2 separate regions of the Mus musculus genome follow, and region 2 is linked to region 1. A link is a loop called in an ENCODE intact Hi-C map of the cell type or tissue named here. Cell type or tissue: heart. All regions are shown on one strand. Each heading gives the region's core, and the rest is flanking DNA. Links, peaks and the distances in the headings are about the cores only. Region 1 overlaps Ssu2 (ssu-2 homolog (C. elegans)). Region 2 holds the start of Lmcd1 (LIM and cysteine-rich domains 1).

Region 1 (5,375 bases), core at 198-5,197:
ACCATCAAGCTGCCAAAATTCTTCAGCATTCCTTGGAACTCAAGTCCAAGGTCATCATGTCACTTTCCTAGGAGTGGTGAAAGGGGCCCCCAGAGTAGAAAAACATCTGGAAAACAGAAAACAAACATGTACTATACTTGGAGCCAGAAAAACTCTCCCATATTGTACTTGATCCCTAACAAGCATTGGCCTTGCCCAGGAGATAAATGGGAGAATGGCTTTCAGGCAGGGGCAGGAGCTGAAGTAGAATCAAGACCTTGAAAAGAAGCACTAACAAATTCCATACAGACTGCTCATCCTCATCCACCCAACCTAGTTACTTCCCAAAGGTGCTACCCTCTTAATACCTTAATACTTGGGGGTTAAGGTGTCAGCTATGAATTTCGAAGAAGAGATACAAAATTCCAATATACAGCCATCCTGCTGACCAGACACAAACTGACTTATCAATCAAACTCAAATGACACTTCCTTTTAGTCAGGAGCAAAGAAAAACATCTTATTGGTCAAACACAAAGGAAACTTCCCATTGGTCACGCCTAAAGGAAACTTTTCATTGGTTAAACCCAGAAGACATTGCTCATTGGCCAAACCTAAAGGAAGTCAGAAGATATAGAGGAGTCCAAGTAGGATCTCGTGGACCATGTGCGCATGCGCGCACGCATGCACACGCACAAACACACACACACACAAAATAGAAAAACACTGAAGAGCTGATGAGGAATAATACAAATAGAATAGAGCCAGCCCTCCACGCATGTGTGACTTCCTCAATAGTTTCTGCTGACAGTGTGCAGGTTCCCAGCACCCAGAACCTCGAGTTCCCCTGAGGTCACCAGCAGACGGATCAGCCTCCTTCATCACAGCACGCCGCCCCTTTGCTTAAGTCTGCTCCCTTCTCACTTTGAACGGCTCCTTCCTTCATTATAAGCATCCTGCCCTTCGTTCCAGGGTCACCCCATCATCTCTCCTGGCTGTGCATTGCCCTCCCAAGAGAGCATCTGCTAAGCAGCTTTCTCATCTCATTTTCCATGTTTGTCATTCACATTACGCTGCTCAAAACCCTTATTATCTGTAAACCCCTGCTTGGGGACCATTGCAATGATAATTTTCCCTAATTGATCTGGATAAACATGTGTCTATCGATCGATACGAATCCCATTCCTTCGTGGATCATTTGCTCTACTTACAGAGAGGCGCTCCAGGGCAAAGCGAAGGTGGGGCTTTGCCATCTTTGTGAGGAGCAGCCACTGAGCAGATCTTTCTTTGAGAGAATGCTCCGAGCCAAGCTGGAGGAATGAGAAAAATAAGCAGATGCTTGGAGCCGGGAGGATTTTCATGTTTCTATAATCAGATCTGATCTGTTTCCCAGTGAGAGTTCAGATTCCCTCATGCCCACAAACAGCCACAGACTCTAAGCCATGTGCCTACATCTATACGTCAATGCCTGAGGGGAGGTTAGACTGGCTTTTGCAGCCTGGCTCTCCTCATTCACTCTTTCTAAGAGCATCCTGAGGCTAGAGAGGTGGCTCAGTTGGTAAAGAACACACTTTCCACACAAGCATGAGTATCTGAGTCCAATCTCCCACACCCATGTAAGAAGTGCAGCATGGCTGAAAACCTATAAACCCAATACCTGGGTAAGCAGGGACAGGGAGATCCCTAAACTTGTTAATCCGTCAGTCTAGCCATCCTGTGAGTTGTGAGTACAGTGAGAGACTCTGTCTTAAAAATTAAGACCAAAGAAGACACATAATATTGACTTTTGAGTGGGCAGCATGGACACATGTTCCAGGCCAGGAATTGGGCAGGGGGCACGGAGGTAACACCTACCATCTCAGGTAGGTACCCGAGTGTCAGGGTCTCAGACCTGCTCTACCTTACCAAGTTTCCTGGCATGTCCCACTGTCCCACAAACTCACTGTCTTCCAGTGAAAGACTTGGAGACACCCAGAGTCTAGCATATACACAAACACTCGTCTGGTCATTGGTTATTTTGCTGTTTGTGCTTCTTCTCCCTTGTAGGACATAACACAAACATTTTCCATGTTAGTTTTGCATTGTTGTGGCATAGGACACCTGAAAGAAGAAACCTGAGCTCACTCTTGCAGAGGGTGTCAGTCTATCATGGTAGAGAAAGCACGGCAGGGCATTTCAGTTCATAATGATTGTTCCCATCACTGCAGACCAGAAAACAGTGCGATGGGGAACGGGAACCAGGCGCCAGTGTAACGTTTGAAGACCTGCCACTAACCACTGACTTGTGCTAGCAAGGCCCTACTTTTCAAAGCTTCCATAACCTTCCAGACTAGAGCTACCAGCTAGGGACCAAGCATGTTGTATGTGAGCGTTCTATATACTGTAGCAGCCGGGTGCCTAAAAGATGGCACCGGCCTCAGGTACACCGTCGCCATAAACAACGCCACTGCGCAGGCGCTAGCCCGAATCTGGCGCCAACCCCTCCTGAGCGGGTGCAAACAAATCAAAGTGCCGGCAGACTGACCAATCCCAGGAGGACACATAGCTCTCCCCAGTGCTGGGGTGTATATAAGCAGTCCTCGCTGGGTTTCCAAGGTTCCCGTAGCATGGAGGTGTTCCTGAAATAAAGAAGGCTGTTGAGAAAAATCCGACCGTGTTGCGTTTTTCTTGCTGGAGGAGGTGAGCGCAACAGTATATCATATCATACTGTGAGTCTGTTCCACGAATGGTGGGCAGCAAGAAGTTCCACCCAGGGTATAATTAATCCCCTTATTCTGTCCAGGCAATGACAGAAACAGTCGAAGAATTCTACCCTGAGGAGTGGTTCAGGGGGTGAACTGGGCCCAGTCTCCCTGCCAAGAGGCAAAGTCAGCTTTGACAACAAGATAAGGTAAACCCAAAACTTCCCTCTATGAACACCAGTCACTTGGTCCACTTCTAGCCAGTAGCTGCCATCCAAGGTCTCCTAACAATTGCCACTGTTCCTGAGGACCCCATGGCAGGCACACTGTCCTGCCCAGCTTCACCCACCAAGCGTTGGGTTGAAGTTGGGCCTGGAGTAAGTTTTTCACACTCTCTAGGCTTCAGCCTCCTCCTGTTCTATGAAATGGGTACAACATAGATCATAAAGTCAAATGGCACGGTAAAAGCATTAGGTGTCATCTTTATAAAATGGCCACAGCCGCACGCACGTGGCACCTGGGGAAAGTGTGGATGCAGGAAGCTTGCATGTTTACCTGCTGGGATAAGAAAACAAGTGCTGGGCAGGGTTCATGTGTGAGCATCTGCTGCCCCCTGATGGACAAAGCTGTGGCCTCACAGCTTATCCAAAGCGTTCTGCTTTCTGAAGTCCCAATCTTGAGGTCCTGTGTGAGATCTCCTGCTTTCCTCACCTTCCTCCATGCAAAAAATAAATAAATAAAAAATAAAAAGGTGATAGGCATCATAGGGCATCTAGAATAAAGCAATTTCATATTTCATAGACAAAGAAACTGAGGTTTGCTAAAAGGACATATATGATATGAAGGAAGAGGGCTAGAAAACACCAGTGGAAAAGTAAATGGAAGGGGAGAGGAGGGGAAGTAACCCACACATAAGGATGCATGAAAAAATTGAAAACATATTATTTTATATGGTAATCTAAACTGTATTTTGAAAATAAAGATAATAATTTGAATAGGGGTGCTCTGTGTGGGTGGACAATACTTCTCTTAGAAGTCATGGGTTTGACCGGGCATGGTAGCACACGCCTTTAATCCCAGCACTTGGGAGGCAGAGGCAGGCGGATTTCTGAGTTCGAGGCCAGCCTGGCCTACAAAGTGAGTTCCAGGACAGCCAGGGCTACACAGAGAAACCCTGTCTCGAAAAACAGAAGAAGAAGAAGAAGAAGAAGAAGAAGAAGAAGAAGAAGAAGAAGAAGAAGAAGAAGAAGAGGAGGAGGAGGAGGAGGAGGAGGAGGAGGAGGAGGAGGAGGAGGAGGAGGAGGAGGAGGAGGAGGAGGAGGAGGAGGAGGAGGAGGAGGGCAGCCATGGGTTCCTAAGTGAAAATACCTCCCTAAATGCTGTTGGCCAGGGAGGTCCCAGTGTCCTTCCCTGGGGGACTATTAATAGTTATTGATAGCTGCTAGTTGCTGGAAGAAGAGAGCTCATTTTTCCAATGGTATTGCCATGGGTATGTTGCCAGTCAATAGGCTCCACTCAAGCTCAGGCTTCCACTAACTAAATTCAGTAGGTCACACGCACAAAACAGACATGACCATAACTGCAGGAGGGGAAAGTGGCTTCCTTAGAAGAGGGAAGGGCATGAGACATACTAATAGAGTGAAAATTATTAATAGTTATTCTAGGCATGTATGTTAATGTTTAGGAAGGAAGGGAAGAAGGAGGAAGGGAGGGAGGGAGGATAGAGAAAGGAAAAACTGAGGTTTGAAGAGGTCCAGCCATGGGAAGCCAGAACTGAGACCTAATCATGTGTTGTTGTCCCACAAAACCAGTACCAAAGGTTTGGCTCACAGGGCATTGTTACAAGGAGGTTGTAGGAACTTTAGGAGGTTGACCTTAATGGGAAGTTCTCCAGTCATTGGAAGGGTGTCCCTGAAGGGATTTGTTTTCTCCCTCCTTCTGCTCACTTTGAAGCCATAAATCTACTCCCTCTGTGTATGTCAAATCAGGGCAACACTAACCTCCCACCCAGCCTTGAACCTTCATACTTAAAATTAAATAAATCTAATTTTTTTTCAAAAGTTAGTTGCCTCCAGTATTTTGTTACAGTCACACAAAGCCACAACAAGCTGACAGATGTTATTTTAATACCCAACAAAGCCAGTTGTGGTGCTGCAAACTGGCAGGATATGCTGACGATCCAGAGGCAGTACAAGTTCAAGGTCAGCCTGGAATGAAGCGCTGTCTCCTGGACAGGACAAGGCCATTACACTTGAACTCACAAAAGCTATTGTTACCTACACAAAACCAATCCAACAAAGTCAGCAACAGACACACACACACACAGAAGAGAGGATGTGAAAGTGGGAGGGGTGCAAGGATTGGGAGGGGGACTTGGAGTGGATATATGTGGTCAAAGTTACACTGCACACAGGTGTGAAACTGACAAAAGCACGTTTTAAAAATATATGTTTAAAAGCTCAACTATTTTGGCTAATTTCCTGCTCTAATTGCAAATAAATGAATCCCCTGAGGACACTGGCCAACTACAGAATTTTAACCACTGTTACCACAAATATCTAGAAATAAGATCCACCAGGGGGCAGCATAACCACATAATGAAAAACTGGTTGTTGCTAGCACCAAGAGGTCCTAGCATCTGAATAGACTTTTGGAAACTTCAGTCTGTGCCTAGACACCAGTTTAGGCTCCAGCTCATGAACCTGAATATCTGACC
Region 2 (5,375 bases), core at 321-5,320, 89 kb before region 1:
AGATCAAGAAGTGGTATAGTGTTGGTGTTGGTGATGGTAGTGGTGGTGGTAGTGGTGGGTATCTCAAAGCTCTAGTGAAGCTGAGATACAGTGGCCGCATTCCCTCCTCGTAACTGAACAGACACAAGCTTTAATTTGGCAGCCATAAAAGTCCATGGCTATGGGGCTTCCTTTACTGCATAGGTCTGCAGAAGGATTTAAAGGATAGGAATTGGAATCTGGAGCTGGGATGGGGACAGGTTCTACAGGACAGCAGGGATCTCTTGTCTGCCCATGGTAAGCAATTCTCTAGATATTAGAAGACAGAGCACCCAAGACAGTAGCTTAGTGCTCTGTCCTGAGAAGGTGTGGCATCTGCATCCTTAAATGTTCCTGGAGCCAGAGGTAAAGATAAGGAGAAGAGAAAGGCTGAAACTACACAGTGTGAGGTTAATGCAACTACCAGGATGTCCAGAACAATGCTTTCTCAAGACAAGGAAAATGAAAAGTGGCTGGGACAGGAGTGGCCAGTGACATCACTGGGAAGGTCTCTGCCCAGGCTGAAAGGGATAAAGCCTGCCTTTGTTACACCTCCTGGCTTCTGTTCTCATTGCTCTGAAACATGAAAGCTTCTGGCATGATGTCTCTCTTTAGCGCTGTTGTCCTGAGGATCTGCTACTGAGAGAGCTGCTCATGGGAACACTTCCATCCAGGGCCACACTTCTGCTGAAATGTTAGTGAAGTTCTAAGATTTCACACACAACCCACCTTGGAAGTTAGAACAAAATGGACGAAGTGTGCCTGTTCTGTTGGTCTCGCCTGTCCTGATTGGTGTTAATAAAAAGTCAGAATCCGCCGGGTGTGGTGGTGCACACCTTTAATCCCAGCAATCAGGAGGCAGAGGCAGGCGGATTTTTGAGTTTGAGGCCAGCCTGGTCTACAAAGTGAGTTCCAGGACAGCCAGGCCTATACAGAGGAACCCTGTCTCGAAAAACCAAAAAAAAAAAAAAAAAAAAAAAAAAAAAAAAAAGTCAGAATCCCAGTAAGGGAGATCACTTGGTAAAATGCTAACCTAGCAAACATGAAGACCTAGACTCAGTCCCCCAAACCTATGTAAACCAAACCTGGTGAGGCATGAGATTATGGCATGCTCATAATCCCAGCACTGGGGAGACAAAGACAGGTGGATCTCTTGGAGCTCACTAGCCAGCTAGCCTAATCTACCAGACAGGGTCCAGGTCAGTGAGAGACCTTATCAATGGTGGCTGGGACTTACGATGGCCAATGATGTCCTCTGGCCTCTTCATACACACACACACACACACACACACACACACACACTCAGAACTAGATCTCCAGGTCTTTATTCGTCCATCCATCCAACCATTCATCTATCCAACTAATGTGCTCTGAGCTTCCCTTATATGCTTGATGGTTGTAGTCAAAGGTACAAAAACAAAAGTCAAAGTTAGCCAAACTAATTGTAGCAGACACCTATGAGAAAGAAATATAGGAAGGTCACCAATGGAAAACCTTCTCCAGGAGTCTGGAAAGGGAATCATGGTTTGGGGCAGAAGGGACTGGCGATGATTTGCGACTCCGGAAGAGCACGACAGGTTAAATACTCAGCAATAGGAAGTCTCTGATTAGAAGACTGAAGGATATACTTTAAGATCTATATTGGATCTCCTGCAGGCAATCTTTCACTTTCACCCACTGGAATCCCAGTTTCTGGCAGGAGATTTTGCCCATGTGGGTTGTAGAAAGGCCTCCTCACCTCATGACAGGTGAAGCAGGATTGTTCTGGATAAAAAGGTACCTGTTCTGTATTCTCTTGTGGCAGGGGAGTCGAAGTCGGGAAAGCAGTCTCCGAGAGCAACGTGAGCTCCGGAGCAAACAGCCTGGCCAACTTACAGAAACCATTGTTAGATGTTTCATGGATACTTCATTCCAAGGGTGAGAAACAGATAGATTTTGCTCATCCAGACTTGCAAGACTTAATTACTAATTTTCACAGTCTATCCTTTACAGTCTCGTGCTCCAACCCCTGGGGCCAGTTCCGATCTCACCGTTTTAGACTAAACAAGTCCTATCGAAGAGCACACCTTTGATCACCTGACTATCTCTCCTCGTTTTCTCAGTTGGAACCATAAAAATAATTTTGAAGCTATAATATGGGAACGGCTCCCTGGGTATGGATATTTGCTGCTGCCAAGCCTGATGACCAGAGTTTGATGCTGGGAGCCCACTTGGTGGAAGGAGAGAATTGATGTCCACAAGTTATTCTCTGACCTCCACACACATGCACTCTCTCTCTCTCTCTCTCTCTCTCTCTCTCTCTCTCTCTCTCTCACACACACACACACACACACACACACAGAGAGAGAGAGAGAGAGAGAGAGAGAGAGAGAGAGAAAGAATATTGTTTTCTTCCTCTGAGAAGTTTAAAAGTTATTTTTAAAAAAGATATTTTAAATTTTTAAAAAAATTTTTGTGGCTATTGTTTTTAACAAATGATAATGTACTAGAGTCTTTTCTCTCTGGTTACTAGAGACCTTAGCCAGGTTAGGGTCAGTTGAGGCTTCTGGAGACCACCTGCCCCCGCGCACCCCCCTGGGACAAGGGGGAAGAGGTGGGCAGAGAGCACTGCTCAGCATTTATTTTTGGACCCAGCTCTCTAAAAATACCTTGGCTCTCCTATTTGCTCTCTCTTTTGACCTGAATGGATCTGCCTGGGTCTCCTCTGCCCCTCCCTCTGCTCCTTGCCCTTTAAAGGAGAAGGGCGTGGGGAGGGATTCCTGCCGCCTAGGGGACAGCTGTGAGCCCGAGGTGGCAGGGCAGCCGGCTAAGCTGACGTCAGGGTAGAGTTTAGCCAAGTTCTCAGCCTCCCTGCAGAGGCCACCCTAAGGGAGGGATGCAGCTTTTTGCTCTGATTGGCTGGCCTGGAGTGGGTGTCCACGCGCATTGGCTGGTCACTTTTTAGAGGGAGTCCCGCTCTCCAATTAAAGCGGGCAGCGGCGCGGCTCTGAGCACAGAGCCGCCGGCTGCACACAGGCAAAGGAACCTGAACTTGGCCATTCAGCAGCGCTGTCCAGGCTGCGCGCTCCCTCTGGCCCCTGCCTGAGAAGCCAGGTGCTGTTTCTGCACCGCCAGGATGGCAAAAGTGGCTAAGGACCTCAACCCTGGAGTGCAAAAGGTGAGCGAGACCCCTCTGTATTCCTGTATCCTTCAGATCCCACTGCTCTCAGACGCACTGAGTACCTAGGGACACTTTAATGGTTGCATCAAATCCACAGAAAGCACAGAAAACAGAATAGGTGACAATACTTATTTGAGGTGACAGGTTGACCCCTCTCCAAATTGCCCTTAAAGCCATTGTTAAGAAAGTATTTGCACTGTGCCGTAGTTCTTTATTGATGCTGATTAAAGGTGAACTAAAGTTAAAATTTAGAGGGAGGGAATAGACGCTTATTTGTGGTCATGGGAAACGTCTTGGCTTTCCCTTGCCTGTACCCTCCAACCCCCTGATGTGCCTTTAGTGAAGGTTGGGGGACTGTGATGCAGCCCCTCCCCCTTCGCTAGCCTCCCAGAGTTGTGTGGTTTCCCCAGCACACAGAATAGTTTCTTTTGGTGCAGTTGGCAATAGCAGCCATTCTAGCTCAGGGGAACTAATTTCTGTCCCCAGAGTCTGCACGTTTCCCTTTCAAGAAGGGCTGGCCCAGAGCCCAGAAGGTCACGGGTAAATTGCTGCAGGCGGGGCCAGCAGCTGTGCCTACAGCTCTAAACTGGCTGCCTGCTTACCTGAGGTACACTGAAAGCAGAAGACTGGGCTATGAGAAGACGTAGGGGACAGGAAAGCAGCAATGGCTTCCCAGATGGGGAAATAAGAGGCATGGGTGAAAGAGAGGTGGCTTGCAGGGGACAGAGATGTTCAAACCCTGGCCCTTGGTCTGGCACATTTTAGCTGTACAACAGCGATAAACTCAAATCCTTAGCCGCTCTTTCCCTATCTAGAATGTAAGGAGGAGAGACAGCCAGTACTTTTAACAGCAATCTTGATAATGTAGGCTAACATGCCCAAGCAGTAATTATTAAGCTATTCTCTCAGAGTATTCAATCTTGCAGGGCAAAGTTCTCCTTTGCTGACATTTGGTGGGAGGTAGAAAAGCAAAGGAGAGAAAAAGAGACCGTAGAGCTCAGGGAGAATGGAGGTGGGAGAGGGGAAGCCCCAGACCTCCTGCCCTCCCACTCCTGAGCCTAGTGATTCCTTCTGCACATGGCATCCAATCAGACTTAGTCTGGGCATCTCCCTGATGCATTCACCAGACTATTTGCAGAATCAAGTGTCATCTCTCATCCAGAATTCACAGAGCACTGAGACCTGAGTGTGGGGGATACCTGCTAGTCTCTAATTATATATGGACTTCACTTTTCCTGCTCTCTTTCCCCATGTGTTTGAGGTCAATGATTTGCAAGTGTGTTGCTATAAGCCGGTTGACATCCTAGAATGTGAGATGAAGTCTATAAAGATCCCTCCCCTTCATCAAGAGCCCAGGCCACACTTAGAGAAAGCTTTGCTTTTATTGTCCCTTGCATAGGAGGGTGTGATTCTCTGGATTAGAGATGGAACATGTTCCTCTTCATGTCACCGTCTGTTGCCAACTTCCTTGGCTTGCGAAGGTTTTATTTTCCATTTAGATCCAATTACAGGCTTAGAGAAAGAATGAAGTGGGTAAAGATGAAAGGGTGGGTATCTTTTACCTCTTGGAATTTTAACCATTGGGGAAGATCAGCAAGGGGGTGGATTAACCAATGTCTTCACCCTAAAGAGTGGAGGGAAGAGAAGGGAACCCAAGAGGGCCTTGCGAAATGGCTCAGCGCTGACAAATACTGTGTCCTATCAAGATCCGAAAAGAGTTTATTGCATATTTACTTTAAAAATCAGCAGTCAGGGGTGGGTTATAACATTTGGCTTCAGAGAGCATAATTGCACTTAGACATTCTAAATCAGTTTCAGACTGCAAAAGACCTATTTACAAAATGTGAAAGGGCTTAACATGGATTTCATAGTGTCCCCATTGCCCTGTCCCCCACGAGTTGGGAGGGGTGGGAATCCCCAGCAGCTGGGAAGTCATAAAACGGTCTTCAAGAAAAAGTATAAAATCCCAAACTGGAGTGGCCTCGGAGATCATGTGACTGTCAGCCTCTCTCTGTGGGTTGCATGCTCTTGTCCACAGGGGCAGCGGGTGGGGAACAGTCCCAAGCCACTGACTGCTCTTGAGCCATCCCTGGCTTTTCTCTTGGGAAAGGAGATTGTTCTCCAGGACAGGCATGTCCCTGAGCATAGTGAAATTGCCAACGTTCTTTGGCAACAAAGAAGACCAAATGCCTGTAAC

Evidence for each region. Peaks named below come from ENCODE experiments on the same cell type or tissue, not always from the same donor. Only the 100,000 strongest peaks of a DNase experiment are listed, where the experiment ranks them.
Region 2: a loop joins it to region 1, with 4 times the contacts of the local background. A loop is called at or near these places in 7 of 42 quality-filtered maps.

Annotation. Positions count from the first base shown.
Region 1 is chr6:112,359,531-112,364,905 of GRCm38, forward strand. Ssu2 (ssu-2 homolog (C. elegans)) reads right to left here. Exons shown (of 12, transcript NM_175525.3): 12 at 1-106. The coding sequence ends at 68. Among named protein-coding and RNA genes, the nearest start is that of Ssu2, 26 kb to the right of the region's middle. In heart, for the core only: a CTCF peak has its summit at 3,279 (motif pointing left); no DNase peak of the experiment used is centred there.
Region 2 is chr6:112,270,798-112,276,172 of GRCm38, forward strand. It overlaps Lmcd1 (LIM and cysteine-rich domains 1), which reads left to right and starts at 2,961. Exons shown (of 6, transcript NM_144799.2): 1 at 2,961-3,175. The coding sequence starts at 3,134. In heart, for the core only: a CTCF peak has its summit at 2,793; DNase peaks (open chromatin) are centred at 2,804 and 3,694; H3K4me3 peaks cover 1,799 bases; H3K27ac peaks cover 2,249 bases.